Regions from separate parts of the Homo sapiens genome. Here region 1 is linked to region 2. The links are chromatin loops, found by intact Hi-C in ENCODE. Cell type or tissue: CD14-positive monocyte. All regions are shown on one strand. Links, peaks and the distances in the headings refer to the core of each region. The heading gives the core; the rest is flanking DNA. Region 1 overlaps NOTCH2 (notch receptor 2). Region 2 overlaps NOTCH2 (notch receptor 2).

Region 1 (12,025 bases), core at 3,484-5,983, 50 kb before region 2:
CCCCTGCCAGAATGATGCTACCTGTCTGGATAAGATTGGAGGCTTCACATGTCTGTGCATGCCAGGTAAATGGGCCCATCAGCATGTTGGGTCTAGAGAGGAGGGACTGTTCTGAACTTCTCTTGGTAGAGCATTCAGTATACTATTGCAGTCTGATGAGCTCTGTCAGCATTTGATTTCCTTTGCTGACTGGGGACTAGAGGAAGTCAGGGTTCACAAGCAAACCTTCCTTACTCAAAGAGTAAGGCAGTGCTAGAATTCATCAAGCTATGTAGACCAAATTAAACAAGCCTGTTATATCAAAATCCACATGTAATAGAAAATTTCAAAAATGATTTACTGTAAGAATCCTTTAAATAGCAAGTTTTCCTGATACCTTCATGTAATTACAAATACCATACCATTCCATTTATATAAATAAATTTTATCCACAATTATATAGGAAGTTTCCATTTATCTAAAGTGCAGTACATGTTTAGTTGTATTCTGGAGCTCTTCTGCATAGACCATGTCTTTAATTTTGAGAGGATACAGCCAAATCCAGCTTGAAATGATGGCTAACATTGGCTGCTCTGCCTGATTAAGGCTGCCGGCCACTCCAGCCTTGAAAGGCACTGCTGACCTTGAACTGCACCCTGAAGGCAACAACAGCTCCAGCTCAGCTTGTCTTTAGGAACATAGAGTGGGGACATTTTGGGCCTTCCACAGTCCAGAAAGTATGGATTTATCACAGAAAATGTGGAGCAGTCCTTGTTTATATGCTAGGTCTTGCCAATGTCTTTTAATGTAATCCCTTCCCGCTTTTCACAGTGACATGGGTATTTCACAGTATGCCCTGTCCTGCTTGACACTTGGAGTGACTATTTCTCATCATGGCAGAGTTCCTTTTTTCTCTGCAGAAATGTGTGTACTCGCAAAGGATGTAGTTATCATTGCAAATTTGTGCTTCCTTGTCTGGAATACACCTTTCTCTCTCTTTAAGCCACTTGTGTGGTCTGTTTTGTTTAGGTTTCAAAGGTGTGCATTGTGAATTAGAAATAAATGAATGTCAGAGCAACCCTTGTGTGAACAATGGGCAGTGTGTGGATAAAGTCAATCGTTTCCAGTGCCTGTGTCCTCCTGGTAAGTGCCCACGACCTGGCCCTGTTTTCTCTTAAAGCACAAAGCCAACTGACCACAGGGAAGAGAGCAGGGAGAGAATGTGTGTGGGCTGTGCATGAGGAAATCATTAGAGTAAGTGCTTGGTGATAGGAGTGTGTGTGTACAGAAATAGAGAATTTGTTTTAGCTACTATATCTTACAAGTCCTTTGTGGCCAAAAGTCCAAGTCTATTCTTGAATGGCCCATGACCTCTTCGTCTGTGTATATATTTCAGAATGCTCATACCTCACAGAAGCCTTAGTTGTAGGCTATTCGGGATTTTATTTTTTTCCCATGGGTCATATTCTTGAAGGCCCTCTGTGAGACTGTTATTTTTAGACATTTCACCCATGAGTTCAGAAACAGACAACACATGCCAATTTTTCCAAGATTCTCTGTCTCTCCTTTTTTTTCCTCAAGCTATTTTTGAAGATATGCCAAATTGTCCTCCATAGATTGCATCTTACCCCATTGTATCTTCAGAGAGAAGGTTTCTGTTGCCTCTGAAGCTACAGTTACTTGTTTGAGGTTCCACCTATAAATTTCACTTCCTACATCCTTCATTTAGAAGTGAAGTCTGTCTGTGAAGAAGCAATGGTAGAGACACACCACAAGTGCCTCTGATTCCCTGAGTGTCACCTGGTTATTCCAGTTACCTGTTGGGGAGAATAATAAAGCATAGGCTTATTGACCCATTGGTATAAGCCCTGCTAGTAACCTAACATCATTCTCATGGTAAAGGGAGACACAAGATAATCCTTTGACTCATGTTACCACTGTCCCTTTTTGAGGTTTCACTGGGCCAGTTTGCCAGATTGATATTGATGACTGTTCCAGTACTCCGTGTCTGAATGGGGCAAAGTGTATCGATCACCCGAATGGCTATGAATGCCAGTGTGCCACAGGTAAGATTCTTCTCACTTTTCATCTCCTTGGTAGGTCCATCTGAACAAAATAGGGTGATTGTCCCTGTCCTCTGCTAGCTGCTGTGCCAGGCCAGTCCACTCCCAGAGGCTCCTCTGTGTTTAGGAAGAGCTGTTTCTAACAAATTTTTTGCTGCTCTCTTTTTCTGCAGCACCTGCCTCCTCCACCACAACAGTGGTCTGGCCCAGATATTTCCATTTGGTATCCATGTCTTTCTGGGACAGATTTTGGCAGCAGTAAGTTTCCAGCTGGCTAGATTGACTCATTTAGGAAAGAGAAGAAATCCAGTTGAAAGCTATTTTTCACTGGGGCTTCTCAGCAGGAGGCCTGGCTCTGTGTTTCTTGAAGCAAGTGACTGAAAGAAGGCCCAGAAATTTAAAGGCTGAATGTGTACAAGTGCAGGGGTATTCTGCATAAAAGACACCAAAATAGGATTGAGAGTCAAGTGTGTAAATGACAGGAGAGAGAGCTCTCACTGGGAAAGTTTGGGTCCTCTTTGCTGACTTCTGCAACTAGAGTCAAAAACGATCTGTGCACAAATATTCTGCATTTCTGGGTTTGTAATCACATTTTGTACTTGGGATTGGATTTCAGTAAGCCAGATGTTCCCTATTACACATTTCCTTTTACACAGGCAAATATTATACAGAAAGGCTAGAAATTATTAGAAGTGAACTTCTTTATTATCTGACTGCTTGAGAAAGAAGTTATTTATGTAATTCAAGACATTAATTTTAGAGAATGGAGTCTTAAAGATTAAAGGCATCATGCATATAATTTATTTCTGATCACAGAAAAGCAAATTTAATTGTGAAAATTAATACAAAAAGTTAATATTTTAATTATTAGACCTACTTAGTTTAGGACAACTCAGATGAGCCACTTTCTTTCTTTTTGCAAATAGTTAATGCTTGTCAGAGAATCCAGATTTTGTCTTCCCCTGGCCAGATTCTTCTTGTAGAGGATAAGTTTCAAAGAGATTAAAAACCTTTAGCTCAGGTTTAAAAGTGGGGGGAGGACTCCTGGAGTCTTTTAGGGAAAGATATAATGTTTGTCTATTTACACCTCGAAGAAAGGAAATCTTACTTGTCTCTTTTTCTTTTAAATTCTCATAACAGGTTCATTCATTTTATTCAACCAGTATTTATTTAAAACTACTATATATGCATACTACTCTCAGAGGAGTTGAGAGAAGTAAAATAAAGCTCTCTTACCTCCAAAGTCAGAATTGGGGACATAAGATACATGAAATCATTAACCTGTATATTGGACTTGGGAAGAAAGAAATACAAAGATAAATATATAAAGGAAAAATATTTTGAGCTGTTATACCTGAAGCCTAGTAAGAAATGAAGGTGCAGTTAAAGCATCTCTGCAATGAAATTATTGATCAGTTGCGAAGGTATTTCAATTCTAAAATTTGATTTGGAAATCTTTATTTTAAGCACCTCTCTCCAGGCATACTTTCTAAATCAATGCAGATCGTCGTTTTCTACTGCTCAAGACCTGCAGTATTAATTGACCACACATCGAATGTGTAGAGTAAATGGATGTAGCTACACTTGTGTTCTGGTGTGGAATATCTGCCTTGGTCTTTGAGAATCCTTGATAAAATTCTTTCCAAAGGTTTCACTGGTGTGTTGTGTGAGGAGAACATTGACAACTGTGACCCCGATCCTTGCCACCATGGTCAGTGTCAGGATGGTATTGATTCCTACACCTGCATCTGCAATCCCGGGTACATGGGCGCCATCTGCAGTGACCAGATTGATGAATGTTACAGCAGCCCTTGCCTGAACGATGGTCGCTGCATTGACCTGGTCAATGGCTACCAGTGCAACTGCCAGCCAGGCACGTCAGGTAAGCCCACTCTGTTTATGTTTGGTATGGGGTTTTCACTGTTTCTCAAATCTGTTTACACAGATGTTTCAGACTGTTGGCATATGCTCAGATACCTAAAAAACAGTCCTGATTCTGAGAAGCACAGCCAAAGCCACAAACATAAATGTCTCAAGGCAAATGGCCCTAGCCAGTGGAGAAGTCAGAGACAATAGCTCTGCCAATCTGATGATTTTGTGTGTGTGTTTGTGTGTGTTTTGTTAAATAGAGGCATACCACTTCAAAAATTAAAATTAATGATTTAAAATTGAAAACCCTCTTTTTTGTGGCTATATTATCTTTTTTTCTTTAAGTTCCACCCCACCCAGATTAATAAATTCAGTCCTTCCTTCCTTCCTTCCTTCCTTCCTTCCTACCTACCTTCCTTCTTCCCTTCTTCCCTTCCTTTAATGTATTTTCTCTTTCACAGTTCAGTCTCTTTATTGTGACATGTTTCTTCAGTCACTTGTCTCTGGTGGGGCCTTAGCCATCTTGGGGGATTCTAAGGAAGAGGAGATACCTTACAACACACCACAGTAACTAAAGTAGAACGCAGAGCTGTCATTTCCTATCCTCGGAGTTCATCATTGTTCTCTGACCTTGGTTGAATGACTCCTTGTTGGTCGTGAGGACATGCTGCTCCTTTCTGGGGGGATGTGGAATTATTTTCTCAGGCAGCAGCATCTCACAGGTTTGGATGGTTCTGTTTTACTTATTAGATGAATGATTATGGTCACAACTATGGTTAGTGGACAGAGATGTACTATGTTCCAGATCAAAGGAAAATGTATTAGTGGAAGATTAACCAATGTGTGCCTTTGTTAGAAGGAAACCTGCCAATATAAAGGAGTGATTTATTGAGAACTCATTCTGGATGTAAGGAAAATGACCTATGTAGAGAGCAGAGGTGGAGAGGGTAGTTAGCTACCCTCATTTTCTTTTACTGTTTCCAAATCCATTTCTTCAAATTTGTCAAAGGCTCTGGTCTTTACCCAAGGCTTCATACATGCCAAGTTTGAAAACAAAGTCCTTTTTGAATTGCTCAAGCATACGAAAAACATCCCATGCCGTCACAGCTGAAAATGCCTTTCCCTCCCCACATTTAGATAACTCACTAAAAGGGCTGAATAGATCTTTGTGAAAACTTCCAAAAGCAATTTGCTTCCGGGCTGTTCCTCAGACATGAGAAATTATAGTAGGAAAAGAAATTTGAGAGATTTACAAGCAATTGACTGGATGTCTTTAGAATCGAGGGGCTTTAGACTTTGCTATCATTCCCATCATAATAAACATACTGGAAACCTGGGTGAGTGGTGGGTTGGCAAGCACTTTGTTTTCTCTGGCATTATATCATTATACCAGGATATATCAGGTGTTTTCTGGGGAGGACAGAGAGGGTATGGTATAAGTAGCTGTCACTGAGAAGGTGAGAAGTCAATATGAGTGATCTGTAGGCAGCATGGAAAGGAAGGCCCGGAATCTGTCAGAACCTGCCAAAGATGTTCCTGCAGTTATTTGGAGAATTAAAGCAAGCAACGGTCAGACAACATTAAAAAAATGTTGATCTGTAATGGGTGGAGAAAGACCTGGCATGTATCAGGGACCTGGGTGGAAAATCCATTAAAAGAGGCATTATGAATAGAGTCTGAAGTTCTAGAGTAAGAATTCCTGTTCCACTTATATGGCCTAAGTTGGTAGTTTGGTGTTTGGATAGGGGAGTGGATGGAAGAAATATTTTACAGTTTGTCAGCTAAAATTGTGGTAGTCACTCACTGGGTACTTAAAGTGAGATATACTACCCAGAGTTACCTTCAGTGCGTTCTCTCATCTGTGCTTTTATGATAGTAAAGTTTTAAGTAAGTTTCTTTGTGTTTCAAGTAACAGACCAACTTGAGCTAGTTTAAGTCATCATTTACAAAAAATAAACAACAACAAAACAAAGAAACAGAAAGAGCTTAGCGAAAGCACCCAGAGCCTCTTATAGATTCCAAGCAATTGAATAATAAGGCTTTGGAGAAAAGAATAGGAAACTGGGCATTTGTAGACCAGAGGTCACACAGTCTGTGTTTCAGTGTTGTAATGAGAGAATCTCATTGGCCTGGCTTGATCCAGGCATCTTTTCCTACTCAAATAAACCATGGACAGGGGGCTGGAGTCACATTGGATCATCAGGGCTTCATTGGGAGGGGGTGCTGCCTTCTTAGTTTGAGGGTAAAGCAGGGTTGTCAGTCAAGGGTTAGAAACATCTCCTAAAGGTATCCACTCCTCTGCAGGGAATATGGAAATCTTTCCCTCATTTATGGCTAATTAGGCAGTATAGCCTCATTAATCATGGGATGACAGTACAGTGTGGTGGAAAGAGGATGCTGTGGAGCCACACAAACAGGGTTCAGAGCCCAGCTTTCCTGCCCTAATGGTGGCACTGTGCAGGTCAGCCCTGTTGTCTGTAAAATGGGTGTAACACAGACTAATGTGCAGGGTGGGTGACAGGGTTAGAGAAAACTTACATGACAGGCAAAGCAGCGTACTTTGCTCATAGAACTCAATAAACTGTTCCTCTGTAATTATTATTAATAAACATTATTGCAGAGTATGGGCACAGTGGCTCATACCTGTAATCTCAACATTTTGGGAGGCCGAGGTGGGACGATTGCTTGCGCCTGGGAGTTTGAGACCAGCCTGGGCAACATAGCAAAACCTCGTCCCTACAAAAAATAAATAAAAATTAGCCAGGTAAGGTGGTACACACCTGTAATCGGGAGGCTGAGGTGGGGGGATAGCTTGAGTCAGGGATATTGAGGTTGCAGGGAGCTGTGCTCGTGTCATTGCTCTCCAGTCTGGGTGACAGATCAGGACCCTATCTCTGAAAAAAAAGAAAGAAAAACAAAGTATGAGTGAATCACAAGTATGGCATTTTATCCTGGATGTTTTGTTTTCTTATATTCTCATTACCAGTTTTTATTTTTAGTCTTTTTAAACTACCAAAATATTATTCTGTGATACTCAGAAAGCATCACTAAATTCATACAAAAATAAAAAGTAAATATTGTTACCATTATTTGTAAAGAGATATTTGTGAAATATATTACAAATATATTTCACAAATATCTCTTTACAAATAATGGTAACAATAATGATTGTATACTGTTAATATAACCAAACTCTTCCATTCATCTGGGCAGTAGAGCAAAAATAAGGCAGCTTACCTCAGGAGGAAGTTACTAGACTCAAGATTTATCCTGAAATTTAGCCTACAATACTGACAGGCAGTGTCAAGCTCACAGTGATAGATACAAATTCCAAAATCCTAATTTTGATTTGAAAGCTTAAGTTTTATCTTTGGCAAAAATACTGTCAATTTGCTTTTCCTCAAAATGACAGGTTTGCTGCTTTCACTTAATATTTGCTAAATACTCAATTCTGATTAACCCTGGTTTGCCTGTCAGTTGCTCTTTCAATTAAAATGGGGTTTCATGAAGAAAGCAGCTATTTCAACTCACAGCTCAAACAATAGCATTATAGCTCTTCCTGGAGACAACTCTCATACTTGGCATGCCACAGAAATGCTTTATGTATACTTCCATTTCATCACATGGAGTAGTAGACATTACTCAAGGTTCGAGATTTATTAAAATTATAAAGTTACTAATTTTAACTTCCAACAAAGCCACTCTTGAGTGAAACTGGCGTTTTTGCTTGTTTAACTGTGGCATGTGGAGGTGAGCAGTAGAATAATTATAGTACAGTCTGGTTCTACTGCCTTGATTCATGCTGATGTGATCGGTTTCACCCCATTGCCTCTGCACCATCAGTTTGAATGTTAGCACAGTGAAAAGGAAAGATCATGGCTAAGTATGATTAATAAAATCCTTTGGACCTCCTGTATCTTCCTGAACGAGTCTGTGGACTGCATTTTGAGAACTTCTGCTTTATTCTGTCCAGGGTTGGCTGGAATTCACCTTAGATTTCTTACCACGTTGCTGCATCACAAGCAGAAAGCCTTAGTATTTCTGTGGTAACATTGAATGGTTTCCGTTGGGTTTTCTCTTCCAGGGGTTAATTGTGAAATTAATTTTGATGACTGTGCAAGTAACCCTTGTATCCATGGAATCTGTATGGATGGCATTAATCGCTACAGTTGTGTCTGCTCACCAGGATTCACAGGTAAAGCTCCTTTTACTGCAAGGCCCCTCCTTCAGCCCTATCACTTTGGGAATATAGCATCCAAAGGAATATTGCTTTTCAAGTGTTTCCTATTTCTTTGTCACTCTGGAGGGTTAGTAGTCTGTTTCTCTGCTTCTCTAGATCAGTTTTCTGTTCACAGACCTTTTCTAAACTGAAACATACTTTTCATTAATTAGAGTTTTTCGATTATGTGTTTATTTGCTGCCAGAAAATAATTCCTAGACAGACCATAAATTGCCTTTGCTTTGCTTGAGTTACATTGCTTCCAAAGCTATGTTTATTGATTACAGGTAGTAGTCAAGGCCTTCCGTAAAGACATATTCAAGGTAAAATCTTATGAAAATACTGAATGCTTGCTTCTGGGTACCTCCTCTTTGACATACTCAAGGTAGAATTCTGTGAAAATACTGAATGCTTATTTCTGGGTACTTCGTCTTCTGAAATATTGTTGGATGAGGTCAGAGCTTGGGGAGACCACCCTAATTTGGGTAGCATGAGAGAGATCTTTCTGCCCAGGAGGAAGAAAGTAAATGGCTAGAAGAATTTTGAATATAACTTCTCTTAAAGTATGAACAGCCTAGGCATTTACACATACACACATGTGCGTGTACATGCACACGCACACACAGACACACACACACACACACACACACACATCTTCTCTCTCTTTACTTGTCAATATTACCTTTATCTTTTACCCTCCTGATCAAAAAGTGCTAGAGGCTACTACTGCAGAAACCTGAGGCCCCTCACTGACACACCTGAGTTTCTTCTTGGCATCATCAGAAGGCACACACTGTACATTCTGTTCTTCCTGGACAGTGACACACAGAAGCAGCCACTAACATGTTACCCTTTAATAATTTCCATGTGGTTGTTTGTACTCGAATGTGAGAAACACCCTTCAGAGTTTTTGATAGAGTCTGCAGAAAGCAGCCAGAGCAAAGTGAAGTGAATGTCCACCATTCATTTGCCAAGAATGTACTTTGTTCTCTATTTCACAAGAATTTCTCCTATTTGGTATGATTGTGGACATTAGAAAGGAAAGTTTGCACCCAAATGGGTCACAGTGATCCCTGTTCAGTGAAAGATCACTGAGAAGCAAAATCTGATGAAAACTGTCATACCCAATGCCCAGTGCTGCTGTAGTAGCCTGATGTTCTGCATCCTGAAACTTGTTACTCCAAGATCAAGTGGCAGTCGAGTGAATACACAAAAATCCCTGCTAGATAGGATAATAGGTACATTGTTGATAAGTGGGTAATACAAAGAGAATAGGTAACATTTATGAAGAACTAATTTTGAGCTAGGCACTAAATTGTCAATTGTCACCGACGTTGAGAATACCTACAGAATAAGAAACCCAGAACACAGAGATGTTAAGTAATGTTACCAGTGCACAGCAGCCAGAATTACATCCCAGGCAATCTGACCCCTGAGCCCATGCTCATTCCCACTACACTGGACATCCTGATTAGGGGCCTGTTGTGTGTGTGTGTGTGTGTGTGTGTGTGTGTGTGTGTGTGTGTGTGTGTGTGTGTTTATATAAGGCTTCTACTGGACTCATTTTTTTCAGAATGCCAATGAATCATATTCTTTCTCTTTTTAATATTCAGCAAACCAGGAAGGCCAAGAAGGGAGAACATAGGCTAAAAATATTCTAAAATAAACCTAAGGTGTAGCATGAAACCTTATAAGCAAGAAATGGAATGTTTTGGTTACTAGGTGGTCCCCTGTTCATGGAACTGTTGCCTATGTCTGAGATGATTTTTTTAATCAGCTGCTAAAAACATTAGAGATGACTGTGGTATATACTCATGAGTGGTAAATGTGAGGAGTTTTATTCTTGCTCTTGTTTTATTTTAATATATTTTTCCCATATCATTCTAATAATAGCTTTGACAGCTTTAAAGGGGATTTTTTTGTTTTAATACTAAGTTATCTGTTCTCTTAGAACCTTTTTAAATGGGGGAATGTAAGGAATTATGTGATACTTCTATAAACTGCTTTTCAGTTTTACAAAGCACCTTCATGCCCATTATCTTCCTGAATTCTCATAACAATCCAGAAAGGAAGTTCTACTATACCCGTTTAACAAATAAGGCAACTGAGAGACAGACCTTGATGTATATACTCATGGCCTCTGCCAGTGAGTTGCATAGTGAGGACTGTGAGTTCCCAGAAGGCAGAGACCTCGTTTAATCATCTTTATAGCAAGTGTCTAAAGCAATGTCTGGCACGTAGGAAACGCTTAGTGAATGTTGCTGAATGAACGAATGAATGGGACTCAAATATAGCGCTTTTGCTAGCTAATGCCAGACTCTGAAGTGTGGACTATACCATGTTTTCATTTATTAAACACCAATTTATTGAGTGCCTAAGTCAGAAGAAACACTGGGTAACTTCTCATTTTAGTTACCTAGCCCAAAAAATTTCTTGGCCTTCCACTGGACTTTCCTCATGCTCAGTGGAAACTCCTTGAGGGTAGGACCTTCCTGATGGAACAGCTGTCAATCAACATAGTGGACTGCATTTAATGCTTTCAGATAAAGATGGCTTGAAAATTTATTCTGCAAAGAATAAATTTAAAAGCAAATAAAGAAAACTTGGGAGGAGTGGCTTCTGAGGAGACGCTTCCAAGAAAAGACCAAAAATGAAGAAACCTTTTTCCTGTTATCCTTCACTATATTACGGGCCGAGGCTAACTGTGTGGTTGAAGAGCTCTGGTTCATATTTTGGTGCCACTGACAAACAGCTCAAAGAATCAGTGGTTGAGGCCAAGGAAATAGTATTTAAAAATAAGCTATTAATAAAACACTTAAGAGGAAAACAGCAGCCACTTCCAGATTATGGGTTTTTACCACAAGAACCACCAATGATGGTTTAGAGAGCAATGGAGGGTGAAAAAATGTGAATACTCATACTTCATAGGAGTGGGTATCTGTTTCATTTGGAATGTCCTATTCTAAATACAGGATTGCTCTTTCTTAAATGAGAAAAATGCATGTTTTCAAAATCAGAATCAGAACATTGTGTTCTTTGAAATATATAAATTCATAGCAGTTGCTTGATGCCACTCATTTATAGAATTATAGGTAATTTTAACATTTCATATCATTTTGGAATATATAGTTAAATCTCAGTTACTCAAAATGTAACAAATGGAAACACTTGTATAACTGACCCGTATTACTTTATTCAGCCTAAGAAATATCAAGGTTATAGCAGACATCTTTTTAAAGAGCAATCTTGGCTATGTCTTGGAGGAGCAACATATTCACTTCAATTTCACTTACTCCCAGTATCCACATTGTATGATGATGATAAGTAATAATTGTCTAGAACAGAATTTCTCAAAATCTAGTTTTTACACCACCTACATTTAAAAAAATATGGTTTGCTAGATTCTATTCATCACAATCTATGGTGATAGGGCCTAGGAATCTCCACTTAAAATAACAACTTAAAGTGATGATTTTGCACATTAAAGTTTAAGAACCATAGGTCTGCAGTGACAGACTGCATTATTTTCTCTAATATCAGAAGACAACAAAATTATACTTTGAGACTCTACTTCCTGAGGTCAAAAAAAATGGATTAATAGACTCTAAGAATGAAAACAAAATAACCTTTCTTTACAATCAATTTAATTATTGAATTAAGTTACTAGCCCATTCATTAAGCATTCCAGTTAATTTGGATTTACCATAAATAGAAATGTAAGAGGCTGAGAAAATGAATTTGTGCTAAACCGGCACAAAGCATGTTAATGAATGCTTCTTTGAGTTGTACTCAGGGCAGCATTAAGAAGAGAAGCCTTCTTTGGTAACATTTGACATTCTCTTCTTAGAACCTTGTGAAGTTTCCCCATTTCTGAGTTGAAAGAAAATGCCAAATT
Region 2 (11,525 bases), core at 1-2,500:
GCTGTGATGCCCATGACACCTGCAAAATAAGTTCTGCCTGGGCATTTTGTAGATATTAACAGGTGAATTCCCGACTCTTTTGGTTTGAATGACAGTTCTCATTCCTTCTATGGCTGCAAGTATGCATCAGTGCTTCCCACTTACCTGATTTGTCTGTCGGTGGCCCCATATGGAAACCCTGCGTGTCTGTTGGCATAATAGTTTACAAATGGTTTTTTCAGTCCTATCCAAATTTATTGAACCAACAAAAATAATTACTTCTGCCCTGAGATAAGCAGATTAAGTTTGTTCATTCTCTGCTTTATTCTCTCCATGTGGCAACATTCTGTCAGCCTCTTTCATAGTGTGCAAACATTTTATCATTCTAAATGGTGACTCTCTGCCCTTGGACCCATTTATTATTCACAGATGGGGAGAACCTATCTGCATGGACCTCTGTGGACCACAGCGTACCTGCCCCTTTCTGCCCTCCTGCTCCAGCCCCACTTCTGAAAGTATCAGCTACTGATCCAGCCACTGGATATTTTATATCCTCCCTTTTCCTTAAGCACAATGTCAGACCAAATTGCTTGTTTCTTTTTCTTGGACTACTTTAATTTGGATCCTTTGGGTTTGGAGAAAGGGAATGTGAAAGCTGTCATTACAGACAACAGGTTTCAGTGATGAGGAGGACAACACTGCCTTTCAAACTTTTTACTGATCTCTTAGATTTTAAGAACTCTTGAATTGTGTGGTATCTAATAAAAGGGAAGGTAAGATGGATAATCACTTTCTCATTTGGGTTCTGAATTGGAGACTCAGTTTTTATGAGACACATCTTTTATGCCATGTATAGATCCTCCCCTGCTATTTTTGGTTTATTTTTATTGTTATAAATGCTTTCTTTCTTTGACTCCTCTTCTGCCTGCCTTTGGGGATAGGTTTTTTTGTTTGTTTATTTGCTTCCTCTGTTTTGTTTTAAGCATCATTTTCTTATGTGAGGTGGGGAAGGGAAAGGTATGAGGGAAAGAGAGTCTGAGAATTAAAATATTTTAGTATAAGCAATTGGCTGTGATGCTCAAATCCATTGCATCCTCTTATTGAATTTGCCAATTTGTAATTTTTGCATAATAAAGAACCAAAGGTGTAATGTTTTGTTGAGAGGTGGTTTAGGGATTTTGGCCCTAACCAATACATTGAATGTATGATGACTATTTGGGAGGACACATTTATGTACCCAGAGGCCCCCACTAATAAGTGGTACTATGGTTACTTCCTTGTGTACATTTCTCTTAAAAGTGATATTATATCTGTTTGTATGAGAAACCCAGTAACCAATAAAATGACCGCATATTCCTGACTAAACGTAGTAAGGAAAATGCACACTTTGTTTTTACTTTTCCGTTTCATTCTAAAGGTAGTTAAGATGAAATTTATATGAAAGCATTTTTATCACAAAATAAAAAAGGTTTGCCAAGCTCAGTGGTGTTGTATTTTTTATTTTCCAATACTGCATCCATGGCCTGGCAGTGTTACCTCATGATGTCATAATTTGCTGAGAGAGCAAATTTTCTTTTCTTTCTGAATCCCACAAAGCCTAGCACCAAACTTCTTTTTTTCTTCCTTTAATTAGATCATAAATAAATGATCCTGGGGAAAAAGCATCTGTCAAATAGGAAACATCACAAAACTGAGCACTCTTCTGTGCACTAGCCATAGCTGGTGACAAACAGATGGTTGCTCAGGGACAAGGTGCCTTCCAATGGAAATGCGAAGTAGTTGCTATAGCAAGAATTGGGAACTGGGATATAAGTCATAATATTAATTATGCTGTTATGTAAATGATTGGTTTGTAACATTCCTTAAGTGAAATTTGTGTAGAACTTAATATACAGGATTATAAAATAATATTTTGTGTATAAATTTGTTATAAGTTCACATTCATACATTTATTTATAAAGTCAGTGAGATATTTGAACATGAATACTTGATGTTGTTAATATGTATGGCATTAGCAGTCTCATATTGACCCTAGCATCTTATTTCCATTTTCCATTATTTTGCAGAAACTTATCAGTCACACATGCATAGTTATAAATGGTAACAGTTTTTTTTTTAATGACTTGAAATCTTAGGATATGCTTCTGCTAAGCAGATAAAGGAGCCTTGTTCAAGATCTGCACAGTTAAGGTTTTAACGTAATTTAGCATTAATTGGTTATGTTCAGAATGTTTTAATTTTATATAAAACATTTTAGTCTTCATATTGGGTTTTATAATGGTGGAAGAATAAAATGAATTTGAGAGCTAAGGAATGATCACCTGTGCAGGCCGGCCACTCAGAGCTCAAGTTGCCACTTGCAAACTATTTGGGAACTAAATTGCTCCATGAAAACCTGCTTCAGTGGATCCAGGTTGCAGGCCATTGGGTGGCTGACCACATCCTGCCCCTGCAATTTTAAGTCTTGAATGCTAGCCTTTGATTATGCAGGGAGGACTCGGGGCACTCCCAGACGTGAAAGCCAAAAAAGGAGAGTAGGGCCGAAGCCAAGTGCCACCCCATCACAAAGCTGGAGCAGTAGGCTTGGACACTAGACCATGAGCATGCCAGGAGAGGGGCTAGTGCCTCAGTCATGCAACTAAAAAGCTTCACGACCCAAGGAGAGGGGCTGCTTCCTTTATCAGAACAACCTCCTTAATGCCCACATGTTTTTCAGGATGTGGGCAGTGGGGGAACTGCGAGCCTGTTAATTGCCTCTGCCACTACGTCTTTCAGCCACAGGGTATATGAAGTTGTGTGTGTGTTGTGTGTGTGAAAGAATACAACTTTTCCTTCTTTTGCCTTAGCACTTAGCAAAACACATTTAAAATATTTGTACCAGTCAAGTCCCATCCACAAAGTGTGGGCACACTCAAATTAGGATACATCAAAGAGGGCTATTTACAAAGGATTAATTACAAAAGTGTGTGTGCAATGTCAGGGACCGACACACAGTTGTGCAGAAACCCGTGTTAGCATCAGCAGAGCTATTTCCACTTGTGGGCCCAAAAGGCCAGGAGAAGTCACTAGGACCTGGAAGCAGAGTCCTGTAGAGCAGGTCCCCAACCCCCCGGGCCACAGACTGGATACCTTAGCCTGTGGGGAACCGTTAGGAACCGGGCTGCACAGCAGGAGGTGAGCAGCAGGCAAGCAAGCATTACTGCCTGAGCTCCACCTCCTGTCAGATCAGCAGTGGCGTTAGATTCTCATAGGAGCATGAACCCTATTGTGAACTGCATATGTGAAGGATCTAGGTTGCGCACTCCTTATGATAATCTAATGTCTGATGATCTGAGATGGAAGAGTTTCATCCCCAAACCATTCCCTGGCCCCAGTCCATGGAAATATTGTCTTCCACGAAACTGGTTCCTGGTGCCAAAAAGGTTGGAGACTGCTGCTGTAGAGCAGGCTACCTCAAGAAGAGCTGTGACTTCCTTCAAAGCACACAGTGGGCCTTAAGCCCTCCCAGAAAGAAGCTAGGGAATGAATGAATACCCTGATCTCATTTGCTTCACTGGGCTCTCTGTTTGCCGACTCCAAGTGGAAGCCTGCAAATATGGGAGCTGTTGATTATAATCTATCAATGTAAGTCAGCTTTCTGGCTGGGAGCTTGGTGGAGAAGGAAAGAGAGTGAATCTGAAGGGGCAAACATATTACCTAAAATAACATTCTCCTTCCAACTATATTTCTGAGAAATTTCCACTGGTAACCTGTTATTGATGTGTCTAGGCAGAAAGCATAAAGTTAAAAAAAAGTACGTATTTAGAATCCTGACTTCTTTTTCTGATCTAGTAGTGTGTTTCTTCACCACTTTGGCTTTGAGCACTCAAAGTGCAGACAGTCATCAGCAGTGGGATGGATAAATTCTGGTACATTCATTGAAATGAATGCTACGCATAAATGAAAAAGAGCAACTTGCAACAACACGTAGTATATTCATCAAAATAATGTTGAGCAAAATAAGCCAGACACAAGTAATACATTCTGTATGATTCCATTACATAAGTTTAGGAAAAACCAACCAATAGTAAATAGATAATCTGAACAGTGGCTACTTTTTGGGAGAAAGGTCTAGACTGAAGTGAGAGAAAGAAGAATCTTTCTGGAGTCTGAAAGTATCTTGACCTGGGTGGTGACTACATGAGTGTATATATACGTAAAATTTCATGTAAAATTTAACTTAAGATTTATGCATTTGACTTATGTAAATTATACTTCAATAAAATGTTTCTACAATAACCTACAGAAACGTACAAGCATCTAATATTGGAATTCATAAAATGTTGATATTTTATACTTATTTCAGATGTTTGAAGATGTATAATGCTTATGGCTTAAAACTCCTATATTTCATCCTCTAATTCCATTTCCCTTCCTGTTTTTTCCTTCCTCCTTTCTTTCCCAGTTAGTTATTTTTATAAATTTGCTCTGTGGGGATTATTTTTGTTCTGGAAAACATTGTTATTTGCAATAGTTGGTCCATGAAAAAAGTCTATTTTCAAATGCAATTGTATAAAATGTGGGACTCCATTATTGTGAATTTAATTGACCAAGTGAGACAAGCCAGGGGAGTCAGGTTGCAAGGCAGGAGTTCTGGGCTCCAGCTGAATAATTCATACCCATCTGGGTCATGGCTGCCATCTGGCACTACCTGGTAGCACTTGTGTGCCTCAGCATAAATATATGTTTGATTGAATATGGGCTTTGTAACCTGGCCGATAATTTTGAGAGCTTCAAGAGCCTCATTGTAAAACATCACCTGTCTATTGCACGTGCCTATTTGAGAAAATTTAGGCTGGGCAAGCACTGAGATGTAGGGACCCAGCCCTTGTCCCGCTGTCATGCAATTGTCTCACATTTCTGTCTCTCTCCTTTTTCTCTCTTCCATGACCCCTTTCCCTTGCCTCCTAGAAAAGTTTGAAGAAAGTGGATTTGGAAGAGGATAGGCATCAACCACTAATCATGTTACATCAGAATGTGTGTTACTGTGCTTAGGTTTTACATATAAAACTAGGGTTTTACATATAATAGTTAGAAGGTTAATACGACTATATGCCTGGACAACTGAAGAAAACAGAGGAGAACTACCATAAACTATTAGGGATTCAGTAAATAAAATGATGTAAAACCAATTCACAGAAGAACCATTTGCAGGATGTAATTGAAAAGACCACATTTACAATAGTGCACACGTGCACGCACACACACAGACACACACCCCAATAACCTTAAAAAAATTCAAACCCAGTGGAGGGGCTTCAATATATATAGCTAACTAGAGGCATGTGGTACTTGTGTTTTTAAAAAAATTCAAACCCAGTGGACGGGCTTCAATATAGCTAACTAGAGGCATCTGGTACTTGTGTTTTCTACAAAGAAGAACAAAAATAACAAGAAGATAATCACACTTCAACTAGATCATCTAAAAGAGTACACAGGAATTCAACAGAAAAGTGGCCAGAAACACCTAAGGCAAGGAAAGAGAGAAGTGAGACAGCCTGCTCAGCCATGACCAGCTGGGAGCCCAGAGAGGCTCTCCAGTGTGGAGAAAGGGTAAGTGAGAGACCCCCAGCAGTCCACATTCCCACTGTAGATTCTTGCAATCCTAGCCATGAGATAACTCCTCGACCCTTGAGGACCTTAAAACTAACATAGGAAGCTGCCTGAAGACCATACAACTCTACTGCTCTAGAATGGGAGCTCACGCTGGGTCCCGCACACACCACCCCTGGCAAATCCTAAGCAGCTACAGCAAGGTTCCATTTTGAGAGTCCATCTCTCAGCAGAATGAATCCTGTCATGAGGCTCAAAAGCCTCTGCATCTCCACATCCTGGGTCCCCCGTTGATATCCTCCACCCACAGCTGCTGCTGCTGGTTGCTGCTGTTGGCTGCTACTGCCAGGCCCAAAGTGTAAGCCATTGGCTGTGACACTGCCCACCCCCAGCAGTTGGCCACCACACATTTATAAGCAACCTAAGGACAGGCTACCTCATGCACATCTTCCACTTAGGGCCAAAGCATGCACTCCCCAACCACCTGCCCATGGTTGCTGCCACTGAAAACAACCCTGCCCACTAGCAGCAGGGTCACAGGGCATCTGCTGCCACCCTCACCCAAGCATTCTGCCAGGGACCTGGTGTATTGGTGAGAGTTCTCCAAAGGGACAGAACTAATAGGATATATGCATATATGAAAGGGAGTTTATTAAGGAGAATTGATTCACACGATCACAAAGTGAAATCCCACAATAGGCTGTTTTCAAGCTGAGGAGCTAGGAAGCCAGTAGTGGCTCACTCCAAGTCCAAAGCTCAAAAGTAGGGAAGCCGACAGTGCAGCCTTCAGTCTGTGGTCAAAGGCCTGAGAGTCTGCAGCAAACCACTGGTATAAGTCCAAGAGTCCAAAGGCCGAAGAACCTGGAGCCTGATGTTCAAGGGCAGGAAGCATCTAGCGCAGGAGAGAGAGATGAAAGCCAGAAGACTCAGCAAGTCAGCTTCTTCCACTTTCTCCCACCTGCTTTTTCTAGCTGTGCTGGCAGCTGATGGGATGGTACCCACTTAGATTGAGGGTGGGTCTTCCTCTCCCAGTCCACTGACTCAAATGTTAATCTCCTCGGCAACACCCATACAGACACACCCAGAAACAATACTTTGCATCCTTCATTCCAGTCAAGTTGACAATGTTAACCATCACATCCAGGATCACTCTGCCCCTGTCTACCACAGCTAGCACCTGCACACACTGCCAGTGGTTGTTGAAGACAGGCCTGCCTGGCCCAGCTCTGCCTCTTCCCACAGTGCCCAGGCATACTGTTCAGGAGCCTGGAGATCACCCTGCCCCATCCACCACCTTCGGCATGTGAGCACTCCTTCCAGGAGCCTAAGGATGGGCCATCCAACCTGCTGCTACCACCACAGCTGGCACCCACCTGCATGCATGACCTACGGGCTTGGGGACTGGCCCAACTAGCAAATTTCTGCCCCTGCCAACCCCAGTGCAGACTGCTTGGAAACAAGAAGGTTGTCCCACTACTGCTACTGCCATCATCTATGCCTTGCTCACTGTGCAGGGGCCCAAAGACCCACCAACCTGTCCAGCCCACCACTGCCACTGCCAGCACCAAAGCAAGCCATTTGGAGGCCCAAGAACCAGCCTGTCTAGATCTGCTAACACTGGTGCCAGTGCACATTACCCTGGGGCTCAACAACAGGCATTGTCAGCCTGCCACTGCCACCACTGGGACACAAGGACTGGCCCATTTTGTGTCCCCATCCCTAGCAGAATGTCACCACAGCCTCCACTAACAACCACACCCTATGCCACTGCTACTGATGCTGGTTACAGCCAAAGAAATCATACAGAGACTACACTACCGCATGCACCTGGAATCAAAGCCAAAGTGCCCTACACAACCAATACCATAGATACATCCTCAGAAAAAAGTCCTCCCTTATGAAAGCAAATTCACAAAATTGGAATAAGTGATTGTTACACCAGATGTGCAGATATCAGTGTAAAGACACAAGAAACATGAAAAAGCAAGGAAAGATAGCATCCTCAAAGGAACACAATAATTCTCCAGCAAAAGATTCCCATTAAAAAGAAACTTACAAAATCCCAGAAAGGAATTCAAAATAATGATTTTTTAAAGCTTAGTGAGATACAACAGAACAAAGTAAACAATACAAAGAAATTAGAAAAACAATTCAGGGTATGAATGAGAAATTTACCAGAGATAGAGGTCATACATAAAAGAACCAAACAGATTCTGAAACTGAAAAACTCATTGAATGGAATTAAAACATATATTCAAAAACTTCAATAATAGACTAGATCAAGCAGAAGAATTTCAGAGCTTGAAGACAGATCTTTTGAAATAACCCAGCCAGACAAAAATAAAGAAAAAAGAATTTAAAAGAATGAGTGAAGCCCACATGACATATAGCATACTATTAAGCAACCAAATGTTTAAATTTTTGGTGTCTCAGAAGGTGAGAGAAAATATAAGATCGAAAACCTATTTAACAAAACAATAGCTGGGAATTTTCCAAGTCTAGCAAGAGATTTAGACATCCAGATAACAGGAAACTCATAGATCTCCAAATAGATACAATTTAAAAAGGTCTTCTCCATGGCCCATTATAGTCAAACTGCCAAAAGTCAAAGACAGAGAATTCTAAAAAGAGCAAGAGAAATGTGTTTAGTCACTTATAAGGGAATCCCCATCAGACTAACAGCACATTTCTCAGCAGAAACCTTATAGGCCAGAAGATAATTAGATTATATATTCAAAGTGTTGAAAGAAAAAATGCCAACCAAGAACACTATACCCAAAATGTTATTTATAAACGAAAGAGAAATAGTCTTTCCCAAATAAGCAAATGCTGAGGGAATTCATCACCACTAGACAAGTTCTACAAGAAATGATTAAGGAAGTCCTGTACCTGGAAACAAATGGATGATATCTACCATCATGAAAACACATGAGTGTATAAAGCCCACTGGTAGAGCAAACACACAAATAAAGAAAAGAAAGGACTCAAATGTTACCACTAAGGAAAATCACCAAGCCACAATAATAAACGATAAAAGAGAAAGAAACGAACAAAGGATATACAAAAAACTCAAAATCAATTGATAAAATAAAAACAGGAATAAGCCCTCAGATATCAATAATAATCTTAAATGTAAGCAGATTAAACTTTCCACGTAAAAGATATAGACTGGCTAAATGGGTTAAAAAAACGAAATAAAACATGCTCCAACTATATGTTGCCTTCAAACATAGTGAAAGTATTCTAGCTTGATGTGTAAACAAGTTGTAAACTAACCTAGGAGTATACCCTTGTAACAAACCAACTGAGTCTCAGCCAATTATAGTAGCTGAACCTTCAGCAAATCCCAGGCTTTAAATTGCCAGATTATGCCCAAATAAAACAAACCTCAAACTGTACCAATCATTTAATCCCTGTATGTCATTTCTTGTTTCCTGATTTTTAAGTATAGCTCACCATGATGGAGGTGGGGGTATTCTGAACAATTTTTGGTTCAGAATGCTTCCCAGTTCTAAAACCTGTTTCCTGCACAAACTTTGTTAAATTTAATTTGTCTTAGTTTTTTCTTTAATAATTGTAAAATACAGCATATAAAGAAGTGAGGATAAAACTTTCAGGACTATTTTAACAAATATGTACAGCAAACCCTAGCAGTCAAGAAATATATTGCTAACACCCCAGCAAAAGCTACACCAAGCATACCCTTCTTCCTCCCTCCCTTCTTTTCCTGAGTATAGCCCCTTCCTTTCACCCTAGAAATAATAGCTCCCTGACAGGTTTAGTAATAATTTCCTCAATTTATTTTACCAACTATCCATTTGGGCTGCTATGACAAGATACCTCACGCTGGGTAATATATAAATTGAAGACAGATCTTGCTCACAGTTCTGGAGGCTAGGAAATCCAAGATAAAGACAACAGCAAATTTAGTGTCTGGTGAGGACTATTTCTTTCTTTGCTTCAAAGACGACGCTTTCTTCCTGGGTCCTCACATGACAGTAGGGGCAAAGAAGCCCCCTCAGGCTCCTTTTTAAGGGCACTAATCCCATTCATAACTCATGGGACCCTGCTGATCACCTCCCAAAAGCCCACCTCTTAATACCACCACATTGGGGATTAAGTTTTCACATTTCAACTTAGGAGAGACATAAACATTCAGACTGTAGCATTCTGCCTCTGGTGTCCCAAAATTTATTTTGTTCTTACATGCACATTCCATCCCAATAACCTCAAAACTCTTAATTTCAGCATCAACACAGAAGTCTAAAGTCCAGAGTCTTGTCTAAACATCATTTAAATCAGGTATGAGTGAGACTCAAGTTATGATTCATCCTGAGGCAAATTGCCCTCTGGTTGTGAATCTGTGAAATTAAACTTATATGCTTCCAAAATACAGTGGAGGAGAAGGCATACAATAAATGTTTCTATTCCAAAAAGGAAAAATAGGAAGGAATAAAGAGTTAACTGGTCTCAAGTAAGTCCAAAACCCCTCAGGGTAAACAACAGTAAATCTTAAGTCTTGACAATCAACTTTGACTTGATGTCCTGCCTTCTGGACATACTGGTGCAGAGGTTGGAACCTCAAGGCTCCAGGTGACCTCACCCCCATGGCTTTGCTGAGCACAGCCCACACAGCAGCTTTCAGGGGTTGGAATTAGGTGCCTGTGGCTCTCCCAGGCGGCGTTTTACACTGGAGGCTCCACAGTTCTGGGGTTTTGGGGCAGCCCTGCTCCCATGGCTCCATAAGACATTGCCCTATTGGGGACTCTCTGTGGTGACCCAACTCCCACAGTTCCACTGAGCAATGCCCTAGTGGCAGCTGTCTGTGGTGGTCCTTCCCCTGTGGCAGTTCTCAGCCTAGATTTCAAGAATCTCTGCGGTATCCTTTGAAATCAATGTGGAGGTGGCCATCCTCCCACAGTTCTTGCATTCTGAGTGCCTGGAGATTTAGCACCATGTGAATGCTGCAAAGGTTTACTACCCACATCCTCTGGAGGGCCAGCCACTGCTGCTGGCACCACAACTGGGCCCACTGGAGCCACACCGGGGGTGGCCAAAAAGTGCTGCATTTGAATCAAAGAGCAGAGATTTGAAGTGGCACTGGGCAGTGAGTTAAAGGCCCCACATATGTTCTGGGCCCCTCCTTTTAAACCATTATGCCTTCATGGCTCTGCCATTGTGGACCTGTGATGGAAATGGCAGTCCCAAAGATCTCCAAATATGTTCAGGGTCATTCTTTCATTGTCTTGATGAATGACACAGGGCTGAGTGATCCTGATCTCCTTATCAAAGAGTGATTTGGCCACACCCATGGTATTTTCTTCTGAACATGACCCGGCTGAGAATTTTCCATATATTACATTCTTTTCCCTTTTTGATTATCTGTCTTTAGCTCATTTCTGTCTTCTCACATTTTATCATAAGCAATCACGAGAAGTCATGCCACACCCTCAACACTTTGCTTAGAGATTTCTCCCCCGCAAATATCCTATTTAATCACTCAGAAGTTCTACCTTGCACAAAACACAATTCAGCTATGTTTTGTGCCACTTTATCATAAGGATTGTCTTTCCTCTCATTTTCAACAAGACGTTCCTCATTTCCATCTAATACCTCATCAGAATAGCCTTTACCATTCACATTTCTATTTAATACCAACATTCTGACCATGACCACTTAGGTAATCTCTATGAAGACTGAGGCTTTCTCTACAGTTCTTCTCTTCTAAACCCTCACCAGAATCATCCTTAATGCTTCATTAATGGCAATGTACAGTTTAAAAAGAAATCATGTACCCCCAAACTCTTCTAACCTCTACTCATTACCCAGTTCCAAAGCCACTTTTAAATTTTAGGTATTTGTTAAAGTGACAGCCTATTCTCAGTAACAATTTCTGATTGAAACTCTAAAAACAGAGATAGATTTTGCCAGGTTTTGAACTTTATATTCATTAT

Evidence for each region. Peaks named below come from ENCODE experiments on the same cell type or tissue, not always from the same donor. Only the 100,000 strongest peaks of a DNase experiment are listed, where the experiment ranks them.
Region 1: it touches region 2 in a loop (11-fold over the local background); 5 of 110 quality-filtered maps call a loop at or near these places.

What each region holds. Positions count from the first base shown.
Region 1 is chr1:119,955,473-119,967,497 of GRCh38, reverse strand. It overlaps NOTCH2 (notch receptor 2), which reads left to right. Exons shown (of 34, transcript NM_024408.4): 8 at 1-65; 9 at 1,009-1,122; 10 at 1,932-2,045; 11 at 3,691-3,924; 12 at 7,996-8,106. Among named protein-coding and RNA genes, the nearest start is that of ADAM30, 65 kb to the right of the region's middle. In CD14-positive monocyte, for the core only: no CTCF peak of the experiment used is centred there; no DNase peak of the experiment used is centred there; H3K27ac peaks cover 1,513 bases.
Region 2 is chr1:119,901,991-119,913,515 of GRCh38, reverse strand. It overlaps NOTCH2 (notch receptor 2), which reads left to right. Exons shown (of 34, transcript NM_024408.4): 34 at 1-1,963. Among named protein-coding and RNA genes, the nearest start is that of ADAM30, 11 kb to the right of the region's middle. In CD14-positive monocyte, for the core only: no CTCF peak of the experiment used is centred there; no DNase peak of the experiment used is centred there.